Linked DNA regions of Mus musculus: regions 1, 2, 3, 4 and 5 are each linked to region 6. A link is a loop called in an ENCODE intact Hi-C map of the cell type or tissue named here. Cell type or tissue: heart. All regions are shown on one strand.

What was found. A loop is a pair of places that touch in the nucleus more often than their neighbours do. Peaks named below come from ENCODE experiments on the same cell type or tissue, not always from the same donor. Only the 100,000 strongest peaks of a DNase experiment are listed, where the experiment ranks them.
Region 1: a loop joins it to region 6, with 2.2 times the contacts of the local background. A loop is called at or near these places in 6 of 42 quality-filtered maps.
Region 2: a loop joins it to region 6, with 7 times the contacts of the local background. A loop is called at or near these places in 22 of 42 quality-filtered maps.
Region 3: it touches region 6 in a loop (8-fold over the local background); 12 of 42 quality-filtered maps call a loop at or near these places.
Region 4: it touches region 6 in a loop (2.4-fold over the local background); 7 of 42 quality-filtered maps call a loop at or near these places.
Region 5: it touches region 6 in a loop (5-fold over the local background); 11 of 42 quality-filtered maps call a loop at or near these places.

What each region holds. Positions count from the first base shown.
Region 1 is chr8:64,787,077-64,791,076 of GRCm38, forward strand. All of the region lies in intron 4 of Klhl2 (kelch-like 2, Mayven), which reads right to left. The region is part of intron 3 of Gm46040 (a long non-coding RNA gene); the gene reads left to right. Among named protein-coding and RNA genes, the nearest start is that of Gm46040, 14 kb to the left of the region's middle. In heart, a CTCF peak has its summit at 1,741; a DNase peak (open chromatin) is centred at 1,855.
Region 2 is chr8:64,944,965-64,948,964 of GRCm38, forward strand. Tmem192 (transmembrane protein 192) reads left to right here and starts at 2,221. Exons shown (of 6, transcript NM_028427.3): 1 at 2,221-2,369. The coding sequence starts at 2,343. In heart, CTCF peaks have their summits at 29 (motif pointing right) and 2,107; a DNase peak (open chromatin) is centred at 2,217; H3K4me3 peaks cover 1,367 bases; H3K27ac peaks cover 1,070 bases.
Region 3 is chr8:64,731,380-64,735,379 of GRCm38, forward strand. It overlaps Msmo1 (methylsterol monoxygenase 1), which reads right to left and starts at 2,199. Exons shown (of 6, transcript NM_025436.3): 1 at 2,129-2,199. In heart, a CTCF peak has its summit at 2,341; a DNase peak (open chromatin) is centred at 2,342; H3K4me3 peaks cover 2,192 bases; H3K27ac peaks cover 2,022 bases.
Region 4 is chr8:64,616,500-64,620,499 of GRCm38, forward strand. It overlaps Cpe (carboxypeptidase E), which reads right to left. Exons shown (of 9, transcript NM_013494.4): 2 at 2,852-3,048; 3 at 1,039-1,206. Among named protein-coding and RNA genes, the nearest start is that of Cpe, 75 kb to the right of the region's middle. In heart, a CTCF peak has its summit at 2,287 (motif pointing right); no DNase peak of the experiment used is centred here; H3K27ac peaks cover 91 bases.
Region 5 is chr8:64,736,610-64,740,609 of GRCm38, forward strand. It overlaps Klhl2 (kelch-like 2, Mayven), which reads right to left. Exons shown (of 15, transcript NM_178633.3): 15 at 3,066-4,000. Among named protein-coding and RNA genes, the nearest start is that of Msmo1, 5.0 kb to the left of the region's middle. In heart, no CTCF peak of the experiment used is centred here; no DNase peak of the experiment used is centred here.
Region 6 is chr8:64,847,973-64,851,972 of GRCm38, forward strand. It overlaps Klhl2 (kelch-like 2, Mayven), which reads right to left and starts at 1,952. Exons shown (of 15, transcript NM_178633.3): 1 at 1,661-1,952. The coding sequence starts at 1,686. In heart, a CTCF peak has its summit at 1,754; a DNase peak (open chromatin) is centred at 2,079; H3K4me3 peaks cover 2,668 bases; H3K27ac peaks cover 1,491 bases.

The DNA of each region.
Region 1 (4,000 bases), 61 kb before region 6:
TCTCTGGTGCTCTTGCAATCAGCAGCGTGCTTGGAGAAAGATGAAGTAAAAGATCATGGTAGCTAATTAAATAAGCCTAACTTAAAATGCTATCGTTTGAGAAATAACTTTTTTTTTTCACTTAGATATGATAATTTCAAACGCAGCAAGACAAATTAAAGGCTATAGTTGCCTATATACTTCAGGAGAAACATTCCATAATGTATAAAGAACGTGGAGGGCAGGGGAGCACTGATTAGCAAAGACAAGTAGAAGGCTAGACAAGGAAGACCAAGCAAACAATAAGCATCCCTCTGCCACTTTCCCCAGCTGCACACTTTAAACTAAGATGCTTTTAGCCCAGCTCACACTGACAAGCCAAATTTCATGCAAAATGCTTTGCTGAGACAAGCACACTTCTGGCTGACTACTGGACTCTGTAGTGCATTTTCAGCTTGGGCATTCACTCCATGGGGGAAATCATTTATATAGTATGTCTTTTAGATCCTTAGCCAACTTAACTAAACTAGCCAACAGGATCCTTGGCAGTCTGTTTATGAAGAAGAAACTACAAAAGGTTCTGGGTACCTTTTATATAGTATCTATATACCATACATATATAGTATATTTATGTAGTAACTATATAATAAATAGATAGACTCTTAAATGTAGCTATAGATATAGTCCAATACCTAAGAAACCACGAACATGAAATTGACAGCTCAGCTCAGCCACTGTAAACTCACAAATGTACTACCAATGTGTAGGCTTTATATTAATATTCCAACACTTTTAAGTTCATCTCAGAAACAATGACCTGGAAGCAAACAAGGAAATAGCTGCCCAAGGGCATGCACAGAGAGATGACATTATCACCACACGTGAAGAAGTTGTAAGACTCTCATTGAGGGGATTTAGAAAAATAATAACTCAGTGGACAAAGAACTTTCTGTAATTTTCATGAGGACTTGAGTTTAATTCCCAAGAGCCCACAATTTAAAAGACAAACAAACAAACCAAAACCAAGAGCAGTGTCTTAGTTAGGGTTTTACTGCTGTGAACAGACACCATGACCAAGGCAAGTCTTATAAAAAACATTTAATTGGGGCTGGCTTACAGGTTCAGAGGTTGAGTCCATTATCATCAAGGTGGGAGCATGGCAGTATCCAGGCAGGCATGGTGTAGGAGGAGCTGAGAGTTCTACATCCTCATCCAAAGGCTGCTAGTGGAAGATTGACTTCCAGGCAACTAGGGTGAGGATCTTATGCCCACACCCACAGTGACACACCCATTCCAACCAGGTCACACCTATTCCAACAAGGCCACACCTCTAGATAGTGGCACTCCCTGGTCCAAGGATATACAAACCATCACAAGCAGGGACATGCACCTCTCATCTCAGCCCTGGGGAGGCAGGGACAGGAATCTCCTAGAGTTTGTTGGCTAGTTTAGTTGAGTTGGTGAGCTCAAGGGTCAGTGAAAGACTGTCTCAAATAAACTAGATAAATAAGTAAGAAGAAAAATGTCACTCAACATGTTGAGTTTTGATTTCTATACAGGTGCTCATAGATGTGCATACATGGACACACACACACTAAAAAGACCTCATTGTAAAATAAAAATCAGCACTTTTCAGGAGCACCCAGCTCCCAGACTCTAAGTAATACTCAGTGGGTCTATTTCTCAACTCGCTGCTCATTTACAGACTCAGGATGGTTCTAAGCTTCAGCACCACTGAGCCGCACCACCACCTGGCTGCGGAGACTTCAGTGGGTACAGGGAAGAAACAGGAAGCCTGTTCTTCCTCTCTTGGGGGATGCAGGACTACACCCACCTTGCAGTTTACAAACAGGAAGGTGTTTGTCTGTGGCACCCTGCCAGCATCTTAGTCACACTTCTTCCTCTCAAAACTGCAGCCTGGCAACCAGAAAGCAGCCCTCTGCTCTAAGCACCCACCCATAACTTGCCACCCCTAGACACACCTACCTTGACTCCCTCCATCCAATTCGGCCTTACCCAAGCTCCATCACTTGAGATATTTACCAGTAGCAGGGCCCAAAACTCTTTTTCAACTAGTTCCCATCATAGCTAATCTTACAAACACCTCCAGACCAAGTTTTGCCAGAGACAATTAAAGTTTTAAGAGAGACAGACTCTTTAACAGAATATGCCAGTGGCTGATGGACTTCGCAGTGGTATAATCAGGAACTGGGAAGAAAACCTGAGTGGCAGAGTAGTCATCAGGCCGTCTGAGAGCCCCTCCCCACCCCAAGTATCCTTTTTATAGCTGCTATTTCCATCTTTTGTAACCTAAGACTTCCCTGATAGTGGCCCAAACACACAATGCAGACAACAACTACACAATGCAGACAACAACTACCTTGCTTGCAGCATTGCTGAAAACATATTCACCACTTTACACAGAGCCTGGCCCTCGATCACTAGCACTGCCTCTAATCCAAGGTTTTTCTGTTTCCTGGCACAGGGAATTCAATCTCACGACAAAGAAGCACTAGGATCCGCTCTCTTCATTCACAGGATGAGGTTGTTTCATGTCAGTTAGACTTCCTTTCCTGGCCAAATATTCTTAAAACGAAACCCATCATTACCCATAAGCCCCCTCCCACCACAACCTCTAACCAGGCTCCTTCTCCTGTCCCACCTTCTCACTCTGCAGGGTTCTGCCAGGCAGGAGTCCTGCCCAGGGTCATAGCCGGGGACTGGGGGATGCTTCAGTCCAGGCTTCTTCCATTTCATGGGGTGAGGGTGACTTGGTGGCTTAACTTCCATTCACTCTCAAGAACTCTGAGCATTTATTCACTTAATAATGACTTATTATTCATTTAACAAATTCGTAATGGATACCCACCTCCTCTGTACTAACTTGTAATCTAGATTCTAGAGATACAGAAATGAAACGAAGAGACAAAACCGCCAGCCACCCTGGAGTTCCAATGCTAACAGGGATTGTGTTAATATATTTTATTGTCTTCCATCGATCTAGTGGGGACACGCACAGCTCTCCATTCACCCCAGTACTACTGCCTTCCAAGAGGTCTTCAAACCCCATGGACAGATTGAGGCTGTGAGTGAGGAGGTGTAGATATTAACACCAGATTGTCACACTGTTGCTAAAAGCTTCAGGAACGTGAGCTGAGAAGAATACAGAATGGACACCAGGCCACAGTTTACCCAGAGCACTTTGGCCTTGAATCTAGAATCATTCCACAGCAGCTATGTGGTCCTGGAAAACCTGAGTCCTCCTGTGCCACAATTTTCTCATTTGTAAAACATTCCGCTGTCCAGAACGTTGTAAAAACTCACTCAATGCTCTTGATCAAGCGGCTGAGATATGGAATCCAGGCAGCCTCTTGCTGTAAAACAAGTCTCTTATCCTATTATCCCTTTGGAAATTGCTGTACTTTTGTCTCATTGACATTAGCGCTGCCTCCATACATTCTCACTACAAAGGAGAAAATGTAAACATTGATAATCCTAGCTCTCGGGAGCTGAAACAGGAGGTTCACATGTTTGAGATTGGCCTGAGTAACAACAGTCCAAGGTCTTACCTGGAAACAAATATTGAAAAAGCCTCTAAAGCTCCATGTGCCTTGCTTTGGTTTGTTTGTTTATATTGCTTTTGTTTTTGAGACAGGGTCATGCTGTCTGCCAACACTGAGCCTCTGCCTCTGGCCTCTGCTTCCAGCACACTAGGAACACAGCTGTGTGCCCCCACAATCAAATCTGCCTTCTATGTCTGCATTAGATCCTTCAAAAGTCTTTCTTTCTGTATATTTAGAATCTCTCAAATGACTGAAAAGTAGACTACCACTAAGTTCCTGTCCACCTTTCCAAGAGTATAATTTACGGCTTTAAATGTAGCTGTTCGTAAAGGCTTGGAGTTTGATCCCCAGCACCACATAAAACTGGGTGACGTGGTGCACATCACTTAGGGAGAAGGAGCAGGAGAGTGAGAGGTTAAAGGTTACCTTAAACTACATGGCGAGTTCAAAGCCAGCCT
Region 2 (4,000 bases), 97 kb after region 6:
TGAGTAGACTGTTGCTGTCTTCAGACACTCCAGAAGAGGGCATCAGATCCCATTATAGATGGTTTTGAGACACCTTGTGGTCGATAGGAATTGAACTCAGCCAGTGTTCTTAACTGCGGAGTCATCTCTCTAACACTTTCCTGCTACTTTTCATGGGTTTAGGGGATTGAACGAAAGTCATCAGGTCAGGCTTTCAGAGTAAGCACCTTTACCTGCTAAGCCACTCAATGGCCTGACTTTCTATATTCTTAATAAAGAATTAATCAAGGAGGGAGAGGGGGGAGGGGGAGGGGGAGGGGTAGAGGGAGAGGGAGAGGGAAAGAGGGGAGGGGGAGAGGGAGGGAGAGGGAGAGGGAAAGAGGGGGAGGGGGGAGAGGGAGAGGAGAGTGAGAGAGAGGGAGGGATTGTTAAGTGACACATGATCCTGTAAGTATGTAATCTTACACTCATTACATCACACACAAACAGGCACATGCTCAAGCATGCACACACACATTTCACATTGCTGCCTTGCAATCAGAAAGGGGACTAGCTGGGAAAAGAAAGGGAATGAGTGGGAGGGGGCAAGAGAAGGCAACGGGCGCTGTATATAACTAAAATACCTTATACACACACGTATGAGAATGCCATAATGAAACCTGTTATTACATATAATTAACAGACGCCAGTAAATGCTCATTTAAAAGAGTAAAGGCCAGTTAAAAGTGTGCAGTACATAAGGAAATGTCCTTTGAGGATTTCAGGGCTGTTCCTTCCCAGGGTCTGTGGAGAAGCTGGTTGTAGAGAGGAAGGAGCCAACATGATTCAGCTAGCTGTTCCAGGACACGAGGACAGGCATTCTTTCCAATGGACAAGTCTAGTCACTGTCCTTGGGGCCCAGTCTGCTCGGCGTTGATGACATCTTTGCCTTCCAATTCCTCTTCAACCACAGACCTTGAGGACTCTTCCTCAAATCTCTCTTCATTCTTCATGAGATATCTCGTGTAACCCAGGCTTGCCTCTAACGCACTATAAAGCAAAGCCTGGCTTTGATATCACGATTCTCTTGTCTCCTCTAAGACCTGGGACTACAGGTGTGTGCCACCACACCCACTTCCCCAGTTGGATTCTGTGTGTGTGTGTGTGTGTGTGTGTGTGTGTGTGTGTGTGTGTTTAAAACTTGGCCTGCAGAGATGGCTCAGTGCTTAAATGCACTAACCACTCTTCCAAAAAAAACCTGGGTTTGATTCCCAGAACCACTGTCTAACTCCAGTGTCTCATCTGGCCTCCCTGGGCAATAGGCACACACACAGTGCATAGCCACACATGCAAATAAAACACTGAAATGCATAAAATAAAAGCATTTTAAAAATACTTTGTATATAAAACAAAACAACTCATCCGTTGCGATGATGCACACTAGCGATGCCAGATTTCACTGTGTGAAGGCAAGTGGATCAGGAACTGAAGGCCCGTTTCAGTGCACATCAATTTCTAGGTCAGTGTGAGCTACTTGAGACTTTGTTTTAATTTTTACAAAAATGAGGACTGGGCAATGAATGGCTTTTGCTGTCAAGTCCAGGATTCACATAGTGGAAGAACTGACTTAATCTTGGGTCAAGTGTGGCGGCTCATCCGAGCATTCCACTAGGCAACAAAGACAGGCGAATCTCCGAGGGTTCAGTCTGGTCTACATAGTGAGTTCCGGAACACGTAGCGCTATGTAGAGAAACCCTGTCTCATAAAAACAAAACTGAAACCAAAAATAATCAAAGGACAGAAAAAGAAGAGATGGGGAAGGGGAAAACAGAAACAGAATACCTTAAAAAAAAAAAAAAACTACAGAAATTTCCTGTGGAGACATCTGTAAATCGTGTTATAGAAATTGGAATCTATTCTAATTAAGTCCCTCTACAGGTGGAATTGCGATTTTTACTGCGTCTTTTTCCAAACAGAGCTATCTATATTGTTGCAAACAAAAATTGCGCCAACAGAAATAAGTTAATATTCTAAAGAGAAGTAGTTTACTTGGTTTAAATGGTTGCTCGAGAAATTCATCCTTTAATTTCCAAATCTCTGATAAATGGATGAAGCAACAGTTTAGGGGAAACCCCAAAACAACCGCCTGGGCTACACTGCAGCTCAAAGCTGGAGTCTGCAGGGGGGGCCACGCCCCTGGCTGCTGATCGGCTGATCTAGGTGGAGGGGCGTGGCCTTCGGCGGCCGGGGCGGGGCGAGCGCAGAGTGGGTGTGTCCGAGGCGGGGCGCGCAGGTCCTAGTAGGTGCGACTGTCCCGGGCCGTCGGCGCCCGGGCGCTGGTGGAGAGGTCAGGCTGGCGGGGCATCGGCCCGCGACGGCGGGTCATGGCGGCGGCCGGCCGGCTGGAGGACGTGAGTGAGGCGCCGAGCCCTGTCCCCGCCATTCGGCTTCCTGTGCTGGGCTCAGGGGGCGGAGACTGCGGGCTAGGAGCTAACCAGAGCCGCAGCGGCTCGACCATCGGGGACGCAGGGTGCGGGGTGACGCGACGGGCGGGGACCGCGGACCCCGGGAACGTCTTCCTGAACGATCGGAGGGACACGGCAGGGTGGGCGTGCGGGACCCTTCACTCGGCGGCTCACGTGCAGTGCGCGTCTTTGGTTCCGGAAATGGGAGCTTCACGTGATGCGAGCTGGCTTGATCTGTCCTTCCTGGGAGAGACTGACAGGCGGGCTTGCAAGCCCGGGTGACCCGGCTTCTGTGGGCCCTCCTGCGTTGGTCGGAGAGCACCCGGAACTTGGAGTGACTCTAACCTCCAGCATCCCTCGGGCGGACTTGTAGCTCTCATCTCCCGGAAACGCAGATTGGCGCATAACAGTTATCATGTGCTGTTTTGAATGTAGGCATGATAGGAACAGTGCTTGGTTGCTTTAAAAAAAAAAAGTATTCGGTTGCCCAGTTCATGATGTAGCCATTATAGAATAATACAGTTGCAAAAATCTTGAGTTTGCAAGCTCATTAAGACACTGATTTATTTGAAATTGGGTGTGGGGCGGGGGAAACACTTTGGGAGGAAACATGCGTTTGTTTCCAGAACAAACTGTTTTGTCCAGTGGCATAATACAATTCCTGCCCTTGAGAAATGCAAGGCTGACATTATCTTAGCACAGTGACCTGAGCTAATAACTAATAAAAACATTATCATGGTCTTAGTATAAAAGTACATCAAAATAATAATAATAATAATGATAATAATAATAATAATTAATAATAGCAAGGTTCCAGAACTGTAAGGGCTTAGATTCTTGTGTGTTTGGGTCCTGCAGTCATTTATTTATTTATTTGTTTATTTAAGACTTGCTATGTAGCCCTAGCTGGCCTGGTACTCATTATATAGCCTAACCTGGCCTCAGATTTGCCTATCTTCCCTGACTCAACCCATTTTAATGCTAGGATGATGTAGCTAGTTACATTTTCTTGATGAAATATGTTTCTAACAGCAGGACTAATCTAGTTATTTTTCAACTGAGAAAATGGGAAAGCAACTACTACTTGGAAACTTAATACTTAGGCCTCTCATGGAGGGCAGTCTTGTAGCTGCCCTAACCAGACTAATCCTGGCACTATGTCATGCCATATGGCCACCTCTACCTCTCTGCTCAGCTCTGGTCCTGTTTACCCCCTTGTCTGCTGGCTGAATCCCTCACCTCTGATTTCTTCTCCCAGAATCCCTTTCTCTCCTGGAAAAGCCACCCTCCACTTCCTGCCTAGCTCTTGTCTCTCCTCTCCTTATTACAGCCAATCAGATACGATTCTAGATCAGATGGGGAGAATGAATATTTACAAAATAGAAACCCAGTAATGGGCTGTAGAAATGGCAAGACCAGGATTCTGCCAGCATTTAGCTCTCTGCTGGTCCAGAATTAGCAATTGGAAACACAGAGACACACCTTCACAGAATGTACCCCAACTTGAATATGCTGCTGTTTCCTTACCTGAGATCTGTCGTCTACAAACGGCCTTTTGTTGTATGACTACCATCAGA
Region 3 (4,000 bases), 120 kb before region 6:
ACAAGACTATTGTACCAATCTCCATTTTTCCTGAGGTCAATACCAAATTTGACAATGACCAAATGAACACTGACGTCCTTGCTACACGTCCCAGATCTTATGGAATGATAAAATTCTGAGCCATAGTTTTATCAAAAAAAAAAAATTCCTCAATAATAATTTGTCAAGAGGGGGCTGGTGAGATGGCTCAGCAGTTAAGAGCACTGACTGCTCTTCCAGAGGTCCTGAGTTCAATTCCTAGCAACTACATGGTGGCTCACAACCATTTGTAATGGGATCTGATGCCCTTTTCTGATGTATCTGAAGACAGCTACAATGTAATCATATAACTTATAAATAAAACTAAAAAAAAAAAAATTGCCACCAGGCAGTGGTGCTGCAATGCCTTTAAACCTAGCACTTGGGAGTCAGGGGCAGAGTGAGTTCCAGGACAGCCAAGGCTATACAGAGAAACCCTGTCTCAAAAAAAAAAAAGACAATAATATTAATAATAATACTATAATAATAATTTGTCAGGAAACCTCAATAAATATCATGTTAAGCACTGAACATAAGACCTGGCACACAGCATCTAAAATAAGCTAACAATTATTGAGCACCTTCTGCATACCCAGTATATGCTGTCATTTTAAGCTAAACCCTTGCCTCGCTGTGAAATAGAGGAACTTCTATGATCCTTGGTTTTCAAATGATGAGCTGAGGCTTAGGATAAATGAATAACAGTACAAAGTTGCACGGATGGGGAGTGGAGGAGTACAGCTTACCCAGGCCCCCTGAAAAGGCTGCTCACACTGGCGGTATGTTCTCACTCCCCATCGTTTTCTATTTCTATCCGTATGCTCAACTTACTCTTAAAAAAAATTTCACAAAGTGCCCCAGGTCTGTCTGTCTCTCTCTCTCTCTCCTCTCTCTCCTCTCTCTCTCTCTCTCTCTCTCTCTCTCTCTCTCTCTCTCTCTCTCTCTCTCTCTCTCTCTCTGCCTGTCTCTCTGTGTCTCAAGATCTGTGTCTTAAGTTGGGCTTAAAACTATGAAACTAAGGACGACCTTGAACTCCTGATACCCTGCTGAGATTACCAGTGTTCGCCCACACACTCAGCAACCATCAAGATTTGACATTTCTCCATTTGACATTTTTCCTAGTCTCATGGAATGCTGGTTGATACCCATCATCTGTAACTCTTATCCTGATTTAGATTCTGATTACCCAAAAGGCTGCTGGCCTGGATCAAACTTGAATGCATCCTACAGTGCCTCAGGTGCCCATCGCAAACACGCTTTAATGCCTAACTTGAGAAACTTCATCACCTCCAAAAGAGCTGTTCTAGTCTCTAACTCGGCATCCTCGACTAAGTCTCCCAACTTCCACACAATGCTGAGACAGCGTTCAGTTACCTCAAGTTCACGCTCCGTAATGAGGAGAGGAAAACAGGGCATGTAGTTTTAAACAAAGTGTCAGATAAAGTGATCAGACAGGAGAGGGGAAAGCAGGCTTTGCTGAAATGAATATCCTGCCTTTTCAGTTTTGAGCAGCCTGCTTGCCTGGAAATTCGATCTGAATCAGGTAGACTAGATCCTCGGATTTCAAAAAATAAAAAGGATGAAAAAAAAAATGTATTCGTAGGATAACTTAACTCCTGGCTGACGATCCCAGCCCCTCTTTCGGCACTGCAGCTTAGAGAAGCCTTAGGCACAGGGTCAGGATCCATTTAAACATAAGTTTAAACCTTCATGGTTCAAGCGCGGGTAATTCTCCTAATGTGAAGCCCAGACCTCTCGTCCATGCACCCCTCTCTCACATGGAGCCACATCCTACAATACCTCTGGGACAGCTTCCTAGATCCACAAACACAGAACACACCCTACTCCCCCACTTGGTGATGGTGTTTTTGTAAAAAGTTTTTAAGACTCAAGTCAATGAACCAGACTCCAGGTGATTGCAAACTCTTTAAAGGGCAGGAAGTGTTGTCATTCCAGTTGCATCACTTGAGAACCTAGGCTCCTTGCCTGGAGTCTCGCACAGCCCACCCAGGTTCTTCCCACCGCATCCTTACCGGCCTCAGCCGGACACCACCCTGCTGGTCCCCGTCTCAGTCGCCCTCCACCCGGATCAGGCTAGAGAGCGCCTTACCTGGCGTCCCCGCGACAGACAGCGGTCTAAGCGCAAGTCCTGGCAGGTGCAGCGGCCTCCTCACTACCTCTGCCGGCTCAGGGGCAGGGCCCGGAGGCCGGGCCCCGGCTCGCCTGTCGTAATTGGTCCGCCCCACTCCCGCCCTGCCTTCGCCGTGCAGTGATTGGTCCGTGCTAAGGCCCGGCAGCGTGTGACTCAAGTCAACGAAGCCCTAGCGGCGCCAGTCATTGGCTGCGCGGATGGAGTGAGAATAGTGAGACCCGCGCGGCCAGCCAGTCGTCCGCGCGGCAGCGCAGCTGGAGGCGGGGCGCCGCGCGAGCGCGTGACGGCGTGACGGGGCGGGGCAGCCGCGCGGACCCGGCGTCGCCTTGGCAACCAAGCGGTGGGTTCCTAGGCGCCCAGTGCTGTGGGTGCGCTGGGTTGTAGCATCTTGCTACTCACATTGGCTTGGCTTCATCCAGAACCCGGGGAAAAAAGTGGTATATATGTTTTAAAGACTGATTTGAGTTTTTGGTCTTGCTTTCCTGTAGTTTATTCTGGATTTCGATCTTTCTTTTTTTTTTGAAAATGACACTTATTTCTTATTATTTATACTAGTATGAATACTACATTTATTTTCACTTTAAACTGGTCCACATATCATATAGTTTAGTTATAATAGTTTGAATTCCATTATAAATAATTAATTTTTACATACTAAATTTATTCTTCAAATTTATTAATGTATCCTTTTTCTTACACTCACAGAGCCAGAGACACAGAAAGCTAGAGAGACAGAGAGATAGACAGATAGGTATGATGGGGCTTGAGGGAGTTATAGTTGGGGAATGAGGGGAAAATATGGTCAAGATAAACTGTATAGATGGATGACATTTTCAAATAATATAAAATAATAAAAACAAAATCAGTGATGTAAGTTGGATTTTTTTTAGGCTACCCTGGAGTTTTTAAAAAAATCACTTTCTAATATTTATTGTAATCAGATTAATAAAACTAGGAATTAAATTTTCATGTTAATAATATTTTTGAGACATAAATATGAAAATGATATTAAGGTAACCTGACAATTTATATGTAATGGACAATTTTGTGTATTAGATTTCGATCTTCCTTAAGACAGGTCTCGAGTTATAGTCTGGCCTTTGAGCTGGATACGTAACCTAAGGACGGCCTTGACCTCTAGTCCTCAGGCCTTGGATCATCCATCTTGCCCCCCACGTACTTTAATAAGTGAAGCTTTTTTCAAAGTTCTATTCTTTTTATCTCATTTAGTGTCTGTCTGTGAGTGTGTGTTCACAAGGGGAGTTTGTGCTTCCTTCTGCTTTGTGCTGCTGAGGGTTAACCTCATACGCTCAGGCTTGTGCTGACTGAGCCTGGCAACTATCTTTTAATAAATCTCTGCACATGGACCATAGGGTACTAGTGCAATATAGATCCTGCAATAGCTGAGGGATGCCAGCATTTCCCGTGTTGCAGATTGAGAACAAAGCTCAGAGAGGCTAGGGGGAGGGGCACATGTATGCTGAGGCCCTGGCAAGGCAGCTCAGGGGTAGAGTTTATGCTTAACATTCTAGGGGGCTGAGTTCCACAGGTAGAAATTGGTTCTAAGTCAAGGGAGTTATCTGCTCCCTAGGTGTCAAGACCTGGACCTAAACCAGCAGATGAGCTAAGAACCAAGCCTGTGTAACGCTAGTGTGAGTGCCCAAAGACAGGAGCGCTTAGACTACAGCTCTAGGCTCCTTTTACACCACTTGTGAAAGCCTATCTAGAGATAATGTGGTGACAGGAAGCCAATCTTTTCCTTAAAGAAGGTGTCCCAGAAAAACCACAACGACAAAATACCATATCCACTGTGGTGGTGTAACCCAGGCA
Region 4 (4,000 bases), 230 kb before region 6:
AGAGATGTGGAATTTTAGGGGCTCTTAATACAGCTGATGGGAACACGCCAGGCAAGGATATGAGTACTGGGAAGTAGGTGAATGCAAGGGACCCGGAGGAAGGCTGTGTCTCCTCCAAGACAGACAGGGTATGGAAAGAAACTCAGCAGAGTTGAGGGGCAATAGAAAAGGTAGGTATAATAGTTTGACTATTGTTGACCCAGGGAGTGGCACTATTTGAAGGTGTGGCCTTGTTGGAGTGGGTGTGGCCTTGTTGGAGTGGGAGTGGCCTTGTTGGAGTGATGTGTCACTGTGGGCATGGGCTTTACGACAGTCATGTAGCTGCCTGGAAGCCAGACTTTTAGCAGCCTTCAAATGAAGCTGTAGAACTCTCAGCTCCCGCTGCACCATGCCTGCCTGGATTCTGCCATGCTCCTGCCTTGATGGTAATGGACTGAACCTCTGAATCTGTAAGCCAGCCCCAATTAAATGTTGTCCTTTATAAGAGTTGTCTTGCTCATGGGGTCTGTTTACAGCTGTAAAACCCTCACTAAGACAGCAGGTGATGTGAAATTTTGCAGGAGAAGGTTTAGAGGGAAAGGACAAAGATCAACACTGTGGAGTCCTGCAGAACTTGGTGGTCAGGTGGGGAAAGGGCTTCCTCCAGGCAAGACTCACTGCTGTGTTTTCTGCTCCCCCGCCCCCTTCCTTTTTCACAATTTATCCTTAGTCCTCAGAGTGAAGCAAAGTCCCAGACTCCAGCCGCTCCAGCCTTAGCCTTGAGTCAAACGTAACTCAAGATGTATAGCACATACTACGCCCAGCAACACAGGAGGGCAGAGGCAGGCAGATCTCTGAGTTCAGTGCCAGCCTGGACTACAGAGTAAGTTCCAGGACAGCCAAGACTAGAGAGAAACCGTGTCTTGAAAACAGGAAAAAAAAACAAAAACAAAAGCAAAAACGATTCATGTCACTCCTGTGTCATTCACTGTACCGAAGACACTGAAACATACTTCCCCAGCTATGCGGCAGACCCCGGGAAAGCCACACACATGCTACCTTTGAATTTTGGTCCACAATTTTCTTCAGATTCTTCAGCAGGTGATTGTTAGGACCGCCTTCTTTCTCATTAACATACACGATCCTGTCCAGGTCTGGGAAGTTACGGTTCAGATCTATTCCCTGGGCGTTGCTGCGGCCCACAAACCAGTCCTTCAGCTCGCCGGGCTAAAGGAGACAACAGAAAAACCACCACTGCTTATTAGTACTGTCAATACCTTCTTAACGTCCCCATCACTGCCCTCAAAAACTAATTCCTGAGATTGTCTATTGCAATATCCTCCCAGTACTGCTGTGTTCACTACTTTATCAGGACACTCATGAAGGTGCCCAATTTAAAATATTTGTTATAAGCATTTTGGAAAAAGATAGTTTTCATGAATAATAGTTTTAAATCAATGATAGTTATATGTAAGCGATGTTTAGCAGATTTCAATGATTTGTCGGTACAAACTCACTGATTGTAGGTGACCTATTTAAAAATCACACCACCAACAATTAGCATCAAGTAACATTGTCTCTGTTGATCACAGAAGTCTGATTTTTAAATCTACAAACGAATAAATAATCCTAAGAACTTAAGATGAATTGGACATGAGTCTCTTATGTGTTAATAACTTCAATGCTTTTTACGGGTTTCTTTTTTTTTAAAAAAGTGTATTTCGCTTCAAAATCTTGGAGAAAGGACTCTATATGTCTTTATAATAAAATGATCAGCATGAGAAAAGATAAATGTGTTTATAATGTTTAATTGTTGTACAACGTGCATCAAAATTTTACATTTTACACAATTAGCAGAACATGTAACAACTATAGTGTCCATAATCTTGTCCAATCAAAATGTAAGCCCACATATTGTCTCTGTAAAGATATAATTATACATGCACGCCTTTAATGTCAGCACTCAAGAGACAGAAGCAGTAGGATCTTTGTGAGTTCAAGGCCAGCCTGGTGTACAAACCAAGTCCAAGCCACGTGAGCTACATAGTGAAACCCTGTCTCAAAAAGAAAAAATTAAATTGAATTTAAAGAGCCATTAGTTTTTAGCCTGACGCTTAAAATGTATACAATTATTTTTATTGTAAACCTGAGAATTTGGGGGTCTGGTTTGGTTTTGGTTTTGCGAGAGTTGGGAGCGGCAGAGAGGGATGCAGTGTCTTTAGTGATCTTTCATAAAACCAGCAATTAAAGCAATTAATCCTCTGTAAAATAATGACCCAATTGCAAGTTATTCTTCCTTCAATCCAGCAGAGGGCGCAAGGACGCCAGTTCACCCAGCTGCAGGCATTGCAGTAGGCACCACTTACTGTGGTTCTCAACCCTCCCATGCCCATGCCGGGACTGTTTAATACAGTTCCTCTTGTTGTGGCGATCCCTCAACCGAAAAGCCATTGTTGTTGCTACTTCACAACTGTAATCATGCTACTACTATGAATCCTAATGAAAATATCGGTGTTTCCCGATGGCCTTCGGCAACGCTCATGAACTGGTGGCTCATTCCCAAGGGGACCATGACCCACCGGGTGAAAATCACTGCCTTAAAGGCAAATTTGCCTAGCCACAGCTACGAATAGAGAAGTGCCATTTGTTTAACAGTTCAGCAAAACACTATTAACGTCTTAATTATTCACTAGATTTCCCACTAAAGCTTCTGCTGAAGAACTCTCACTCTGGACATTCTAAACTTTGGACTGTCTCTCTCACACTCGGTGAACCCTAAGCATTACTATGGCTTCGCAGATTGACAAGTACACACGTATTAATATGTCAGAAAGACGAAGAAGGCAGGCCACCCACCGTGCCGGGCACTCACCTGCGATGCGGCTTTCTCAAAGCCGTCGGGGTTCAAGGAGGGCATGATATGAATTCGGGTGCTGTGGATCAGGTTGACAATTGTCTCATTGCCTTTCTGGTACTCGTTACACAGGTACTGGGCCAAGAAAATAAGCAGTTCCCGTCCAACCGCCTCATTACCATGCATGTTCCCAATGTATTTAAATTCAGGTTCACCTAAAAGACCAAAAGAATGCATAGTAAGAGGCACTTTCTGTGACACCAAAAAGAAGGCAGAAGACACTCGTGCTATGCTGACTTTTATCAACTTGACACAAACCTAGACATATCTGGGAAGAGAGAATCTTAACTGAGAACGGCTTCTGCAAGACTGGCCTGTAGGCAAATTTGTAGGACATTTCCTTGACCAAAGGTTGATGTGAGGGAGTCCAGTTCTCTGGAAGCTGTGCCACCACTGGGAAGTCGGTCCTCTAGAGTACAAGTGAACAGGCTTAGCAGCTGTGGAATGCAAGCCAGTAAGCTGCACATGACCATGGCCTCTGCTTCAGCGCCTGCCTCCATGTTCCTGCCTTGAGTTCCTGCCCCAGCTTCCTTTAATGAAGGACAGTCATGAGAAAGTTCAAGCCAAAAAGCACCTCGCCCCAGGAGCTAGTTTTGGTCATGCTCTTTATCATACCCACAGAAACCAGGCGAAGGCGCCGAAACGTATTGTTTATCTACTAAGTTACTGTGAATAACCAACCGCTTCTTTGCCCTCTAAACAGGAAGTCTGAGAAATCTGCCTGGGGTGGTCGACTATCCCAAACATCCAATGGCTCCATCCTTCCAGTCCTCTCTCCCTGCTGACCACCTCTTGCAAAACTGTGTCCACACACAATTCTGGTGTGAAGGCTTGAGGTCCTTCCTCCATCAAGGAAGTAATTAAGGTTCACTGAAGTCCCAAGATTCTTGCTCAATAAGGCCTGTTATCCTAACAGGAAGATAAAATCATGAATTCTTCTCTCCTCAATGAGGAAAGAGCCTGTGAAAACAAACACATTTCGGAGGAGTGCACCTGTGTGCCAGGAAGAGAGGGTTGATCACAAACCGTGTCTGCTCCACCTCCATCTTCCGTTTCTCCAAGACTCACGGAGGGAGTAACCTCTATCACTTACACCACCCAGAGTGA
Region 5 (4,000 bases), 110 kb before region 6:
ATGAAATTCTGTGACATAACACTACCCACTGTCTTAATTTTTGTCATAATAAAGTGAGAGTCAAAGCCTAAGAAATTTCTTAAAATTCACAACTGGCATACATAGCACAGGACACAGACATGGTTTCTGTGTCTGTGGGTTCAACACACTGGAGCCTTTCCTTTATACAGTGGAGAATCCTAGGCTTAGTTTAAGAAACCCGATACCAAAATATGCCTCTATTCAGCCATCTAACCTTTGCTCCAAAATGAAGCACCAGCAGCCATGGGAGTCTGTAGAAGACCGAGTGCTTAAGAGCAAATTGAAATAAGGTGTTCTTTGCACATAATCAGGTAGTACAGTATTACACAACACACAGCCAAGGAACAGAGCCTGACATAAAGAACTAAGTTGTCTGGTAGCATATCCACTACTGCCCTCAACCTTAGACCTCTCTGCTTTTAGCCAACAAGTAGATTCAAGACAAGCAGGCAGCACGGCTCCCTTGAGAAACAAGTATGCAGATCTGGCCTTGACTTTACTCAAGCCCAGACTGCTTCCTTTTATACACACACACACACACACACACACACACACACACACACACACACACACACACACATTTTAAATTACCTCATCTCCTCTTGTTCTTTCTTCCAGCCCCTCCCATATACTCCCTCTTGTGTTCTCTCAAGTTCAGAACCTTTTAAGAGACTGTTGTCAGATATTCATAAATATAAAAATACAACCCACTAAGTCTGCATAATGTTGTTAGTATGTATGTCTTTAGCAATGAGCATCTGGCACTGAATAAACCAATTGGTGGGGATTCTTTGAGGAAGACTATTTCTCTTGATCTCCACATTCCTTAGTTGCCTATTGTTCTTGGTCTTAAGTTGAGGCCTCCTAAGCTTTCCCTGTGCCATGTCAGCATGTCTGTTGGTGTCACCTTTATTGGTGAGGTCTTGTGTAGGCAGCCACGGTAATGAGACTTTTATGGGTCTTCTCTGACTCATTAAGAGACATAATCTCACAGCAAACTCCCTGTTCTTCATGCTCACACAATCTTTCCACCCGCTTCTGCACTGATCCCAGAACCTCAGCTGCAGGAGTCCAGCTGTAGATGCATCTTTTGGGACTAAGTGCCACACAATCTTACTTCCTGGATTTTGATCAGCCGTGGTTTTCAGTAATGGTCTCTGCCAGTTGGGAAGCCAAGTTCCTTTGCCAAGGCGTGAGAACCATTTACTTCAGGGAGGAGGTTGCTTTCTTAGTAAAATTTCTATGAGCTTCTTTGCCTCAACCTCTGAACTCTTTCTTACACAGTAAGAGATCATCTGGGAAATCATTCTGTATGTCAGGAGAAAAGCAAAGCAACTAACTAGCAAATATCAAAAACCAAGAAGGTGAAGGTTGGAATGGGGAGGGAGGCATGTCCAAAGTCACCTACCATCAGTTAGGAATCCAGCAGCTTACAGATCTTGGCAAGCAAGCTAGAACCAGAAAGCCAAGTCAACTAGAACCAGAAAGCCAAGATAAAGTGTTGTTTGACAAGCCAAGTTGTTACTCTGTTATCCTAATACACTGAGATTAAATTAAGAAACACACTAAAAATTGTAGGTGTAACTTTGATACTCAGAGTTTAGAAGCGTAGCACATGAAATGTGCTCGGTCTTGGTCCCATCCCTGTCACTTGTTCCTAAAGCTGTTCTCAATAAAGTCTGATTACCCAGGGAGCAAAGGTTGCTCACAGCGCAGTCTATGCCAATAAGACGACTTAGGGCATGGCACCTTCGATGTACAGCGGTCACCAGATTGATTGGATGATTAAAGGACCTCTCACACAAGGGGAAGAGACTGTTAGGCAAGCCCAGTTAGAGTGGTTGAGACAGTGCTGGCTCTAAGGATAGGACAGCTCCCTGCCTTGCCTCAGAAACATCTCAATCTGTATGCTTTGCAATATCTAAAGCCAAACCAGAATATAAGATGGGGGTGCTGATGCAAACTTTTAGTTCCAGCACTCAGGAGAAAGGTTAAGTTTAAGACCACCTTGGTCTACGTAGGACAGTCAGGGCTACATTTGAGACCCTGTATGATGAAAAAAAAAAAAAAAAACCAAGAAAAACCATGAAGCAAATCAGAATATGTCTTCCTAAGTTGTGAGCTATCTTAGCAAATAGGGGTCACCCAAGGAGGGAGTGTCACTACAGTCTGCTTCTAGTCAGTTGGGAAGAAATACCAGTGACTGGTATCTGAAGTTGGGGTGGGGAGGCTGGTGGGGCTGAGCCCTCAGTCTTATGGGATCCGACCCTGTTTCTTGATTGGGTAAACTGAACTATTGGCTATTCAGGCAACAATCTTTGGAGAACTGCTGTGTGTGAGGGCCCTTCACAAACATGTAGTCATAGGAATATTCTGTGTTGTGATAAGAGAAAGAACCATTCATTCCTCATTTCTAGGAACTGACTGGGAAATAGAATGTCTACCTTCTCTTGGCGCTGCTGTTAGACATGGCTGAGTTCCAGACTCATTAGACCCCTGACATGTTTGCTAATAATGGCCAAGCTGGAAGGCTGCACTAATGTGGAAATTCATGTTTCATCAAGTGAACACAGGCCCTTCCTGATTAAACTCTATCTTTATTTGTAATGGAGACTTCAACTGTGCAATGTGGTTCTATTTAAATGTGAACAGTTTGTATCAACCACAGAGAAATTTTAGCATGTGTTTCTTTCCTGATGATTATAACTTTTGCTGACAGTGTGACCCTTTAGATTCCTCTCCTGACAGACAATCATAAGCTTAATTTTCCTTTCCAATTCCACCCTTTCTGTTGTGCCCTGCACTCAACCCACTCCTTCACTCCCATCCTTCAGCTCTGTGTATTTATTATCAAAGCCACGGATCCTCAGTTGCTTCACAACTGTTTCCCCTTCTATCAAGGCTACTTACTGTTTTGTTTTTGTTTTTGTTTTTTCATCTATGTGCTACTGATCCTAAAGAGTAAGGAAATATAATAGTTTAGTCAGTCCATTACTTTGATGGCTGAGGTCAATATTTTTTCCCCAAGAACAACTCCCAGTGTTATTGGTTATTTCTTTAATAGATTTAGTGTACAAGTTACTTTAGCAAAAAATAAATAAAAATGAAAACACAGAATTGTTCCAAACATGAAAAATAATGGTATCAATGTATGAAGTCAGAGAACCCAAGGTCTGCAAAAGGAATAGTCAAAAAGTCACACTGGTAAAACCAAGGACGTTGTGAAACAAATAATATACAAACTTTTATTCAAAGATAATTCAAGAAAGACACATGTTGGTCATCTTTAAAGAGATTAATCGAAGATCTCAGAAAAACTATCTGCTCAATACACATGATTAGTCACAGAAAGCTTTCTCTTCCATTAATAGCAGCTAAATTTATACACACAGAAAAAATTCTTAAGACCATGCAAATTCAGTTGAATTCCACACATTCATTATATTCATCAAAAAACCTGCAGGTATGTTCATGCCAAAAGTGTTACTTTAAGAAAAAAAATTAAAAACACACACCAAAACATGATCAAGATTAAACTAAAGAAAAAAATAATAAATAAGCATAATTTATATTTTATTTAAAAAAGTTTGGCATCACACATATTAAAGTGTGTTACGCCATGTTCATTCATTCCTCAGAAGTGGCGTTTTTTAAAGTGTTCAGCATTGTTAAATATCAAAAAATACAACTCTGTTTTACAATGTAGTACTGGCATAATTCAAAGTACTGTGCCAATTATAAATAGATAATCAAACATCTTTTCAAACATATTTAAAGGAAAGCATATAGACACACATTTATATGCACACAATTTATTATAGTCATGTAATCAAAGATACTTATAAAAGCCAGCAGTTTCACCCCTCAACAGTGTCATATACTTACATAGATTTTAATCTGCTCCAAAGATTCTCTGTTCCCAGGAGATTTTTCAGGAGAAAGAATAAAGATAAAACTTAATTTTACAAGAACACACGTT
Region 6 (4,000 bases):
AGCAGCTTTCCAGCGACTGCAAGGCTACAACTGTTTCCTCCTCAGCACCCCGGGATTCCTCCACTACCTCAAGCCTCCAATCTAGTTCCAGAACTACAATCGAAGCAACAATAGCAAAAGAACAGAGCTGCTCATCTTATTCAGTTTTCCGACTTAAACCATTTTCTATGCCTTGGCTTGCTCTAGGGTCTGTTTTCCACACCCATCTTTTTTTCTTCTGAACCTTCATCCTAAGGTCCCCTGGTTCTCTCCAGTTCACTCTGCTTCCAAGGTGGGGGGTGGGGGGGCTGCTAACATGTTTCCCAGGGGGCTCAGGAAGCTTTCCCAACCTTCTGGGGAGCGTGAGCAGATCAGAGCCTCAAAGCTGCCACCATCTGCAAAGCATCTGATCCCTTGCTTTTTCTATCATTTCTATGAGCCCAGAAGGGGCAAGCCAAGACTCACCCACTCTTCAGATCCCCACGACCTGTTCCACTCAAGCTCAAAACACTGCACATACAGAAACTGTGGATCTATCATCCCATGTGATCTCATAAAAGGACTCAAAATACAAAATACAAAAAGAACAAGAAAAAGAAATGTTCAGCCCAAACCAAATATCCTTATTTTAGCTGGAATCCTGCCAAATAGGCACAAGAGGCTGGTGACGACAACGGTGATAGAAGGAAACTGGCTAGCCGAATCTCATTGAAAACCGATAAGGTTCCATGAATCAGATCGAATGAAAAGGTTCACCCTTTTTGGAGAGAGGTTTGTCTGCGGTTTGAAAGTCAGATCCAAAGGACTCTGTACTCCTTCATAAAGGTTAAACTGATGAAGGTGGCGTGGGGTGGGAGTGGGGGTGGGGAGGACGAAACGTTCAAACTCCCGAAGATTTACAGGCCACTTTTTCAAAAAACAAAAATCCTTGTACAGAATAACATCTTCCACATGATTTTTTTCTTTAAAGCTCTTATTTCTAGAAAGTAATTTTGTTGCAGGTGATCTTGAATGCACTTGGGCACCAAGGAAAAAAGACACCTGTGCCTAACAGGTCGGTAACACTACCAACGTGCCCCGGGTACCAAGGGAACGAGAGATGCTCTGATTTCTGGATAAAAGATTTTCTGCAGTGCCAGGTAGGAGATCACATGCCCTAAAACGGCCGCAGCTCATTTGGAGTGATGTAAAAGCTCCTTGGATATTAATTTTATTAGAAATTCCAAGAAGCAAGCAACCTCAGATTGCATTCATTTTAGACTCCAGGCGTCTGGTACTTTCCAGTTTCCTCTCGCTCCCTACTAGCAAGGGGTAGGCGAGATGGGCAGCAGCAGCCCATGCATTCCGGGGAGGGGGGAGGTGGGGTACCGACAGGGCGATCGTAGCCCACCACCACCACCACCACCACTCCCCGCGCGCGCACACCCCGCCAAGCCCCACGCACAGCTCCATCCCGAACGTTCAATTCGCCCCGGGACTAAGAAGCCCCTACCCACGGCCGGCCGGCCTGGCAGAGTCCGGTCCCGCGGTCGCCCCCCGGACTGCGGGCGCCGCGCCCCGTCACGCCCCGCGCCTCCCCTCGCCCGCCACCCCCCGCGATCGCGGCGTGTCCTCCGCAGCGCCGCGCGCCCTCCGCAACCGTACAGCCCTCCGCCGCGCGCCCGGGCGCCCGCTCACTCACGCGGGAGGCAGTGGCGGCGTCTCCATTGTGGCTCCTCGCGGGCTTCAGAACGCAGGCAGCGACCGCCGCCGCCAGCACCATACCAGCCGCGGACGCCGGCACTGTCCGCCCGCCCAGCCCCGTTCCATCCGCCCCGAGGGGGCGCAGCGCTCCTCACCGCGCGCCACCACCTGCGGCGGCGGCCCCCGCGGCCATGGCCCGTCGGCCCCGCGCGCTCGTGTGCCTGGCGCGGCTCCCGCGCTCCCCCGAGTGCCGGGCGGCGACGGCGGCGGCGGCGGCGGCGGGACAGGCGAGCGGGCGAGCGTGCTGCTCGGCCACTTCCGGGTTCTCCCGGCCGGCGCCGGCGCCGTGACGGGCGGGCGCTGCGGCCTCCCGCGGCGGAGGGACCCCTCCCTCGGCGCCGCCCCTTCCTCCGCGGCGTCTGGAGGAGGAGGCGGCGGGCGGACGGGCGAGCGCGCGCCCGCGGGGGAGGGAGTAGACCCGGGGCCGAGGCTGGGAGCTCGGAGGCGGGGAGGGCTCGCGCGGAAGGGGTGCTCTCCGGTGCACCGCTTGCTCTGATTCACCGGTGTGTTCACATCCTTGTCTTGGCGTCCGAGTGCCTCCCCCACCCCCGTGGGGATGCGGGGGAGGGCAGACCATTCACTGCCTTTCCGAAGGGGGAAACCGAGGCAAGACGAGATAGATCGGCCTGACCAGTGTCCCAAGCCCGAAGCTAGCGGGCGTCTTTCCTGGGTGTTCCTAATCTGGTCCTTGGACAACTGAGTTGAGCACCTGCTAGGCTGAGCTTGGGGACGTGACTGAGCAAACGTGGGTCGTTTAGCTTAGCTAGCTGCCCATCTGGACGTGATAAGAGAAACAATGAGCCCAGGATGTCCACTGGGAAGAAGAAGAAACGGCGGTGAGATAGGGCGTGCTGTTTGATGAGGAACGGTCCGGAAGGCCTCTTGGGGTATCAGTTAAACAAAGATGAATTAACATGAACCTTGAACCACTCAAGGGGTGGGTGAATGTCCAGGGCTAAGGCAAAATCAGTGAAGATCCCTGTCAGCAAGATGCCTGTCACATTGAGAAAAGGCAGGAGGGTTCCGAATTCTCCACCAATGCCTGCTAGCGGAAGAAACACCTGGGAACTTAGAGATGGGAATTCTTCAGTTCCACTCCAAACTTACTGTCTAGGCACCCTCGGGGTAGAGCCAGGATTCCAGGCTTGAAGGAAGGCAAGGTCTGAGACTCTCTACTTACTGTAACTGAGGCAGTACTAGACCATTACTGGCCAAATGGTTACCGTTAGTTGTATAAGTGATACACTCGCGGAGGGAAGGGAGCAGGCAAGTTTAGTCTAGCCAAAATACAAAAGAAAGATGGCTGAACTGGAGTCAGAGGGATTGAAAGAAGTGGTCAGATTCTAGATGATAAAGTGCTCAGTAAGAATTCCGATGGATTAGGCTTCAGGAGAAGTAGCGTCCGGAGTGAACTTAAATTTGGAAGTTGACCCATGTAGATCGTATGTACAGTCACAAGACTAGTTGAAATAAGCTCTGTAATGTAGCTACAGAAAAGACCAAGACATGATCCCTGGGCCACTCCAGCATCACACGAACGGAGTGCTTGCCTGAGGGAGCACAAGGCTCCATCCCTAGCACTGCCAATAAGTACTTAAATAAAATAATTGCAAAAGTGTTGGTGTGTGCTTATAATCCCCGCACTCAGGAGGCCAAGAAAGGGTGCTCAGTGGTGACTTGTTTTAATAAAGAAAATATGCCTTGCCGTGATTAATATCTCTGCATCGTTAGGCCATTACTGATTTGCCATGCGGAGGGCCTGCATGATGACTTCCTTATGGCTCAGACAGATCCATCACTAATAATACTTCCTTAGGATTCGTGATGGATCTGTCTGAGCCATAAGAAAAGTTCCTGCTTTATAAAGCAAAAGTCGGATGAGAAAGTGGATGTGAAGCACATACAAGCTCACTAGCAAAAGGTAAGCCTGGTACAGAATGAGTTCGAAAACTATGCCTTAGCAACCTAGTTGGACTCTGTCTCATAACAAGTTGAAATAAATTAAAGAGGGGGCTATGGCTCAGTGATAGTGCCTGGCAAATACATAGCTCTGGATTCAATCGCAGCATTGAAAAGCAATAATAATAATAATAATAATAATAATAATAATTTCTAAAGGGTGTGTCAGTGTGCGAGGCACATACTTTGAGTCATAGCCCCCATTAGATCTTCCTCTGGTTCATCTTTGTCCATCACAATTTTCTGCTAATATTCTAAATGTCTATTTTTTTTTATCACCACTCCATTTGTAGAAGTAAACCCAGAAGAGTGCTTATTT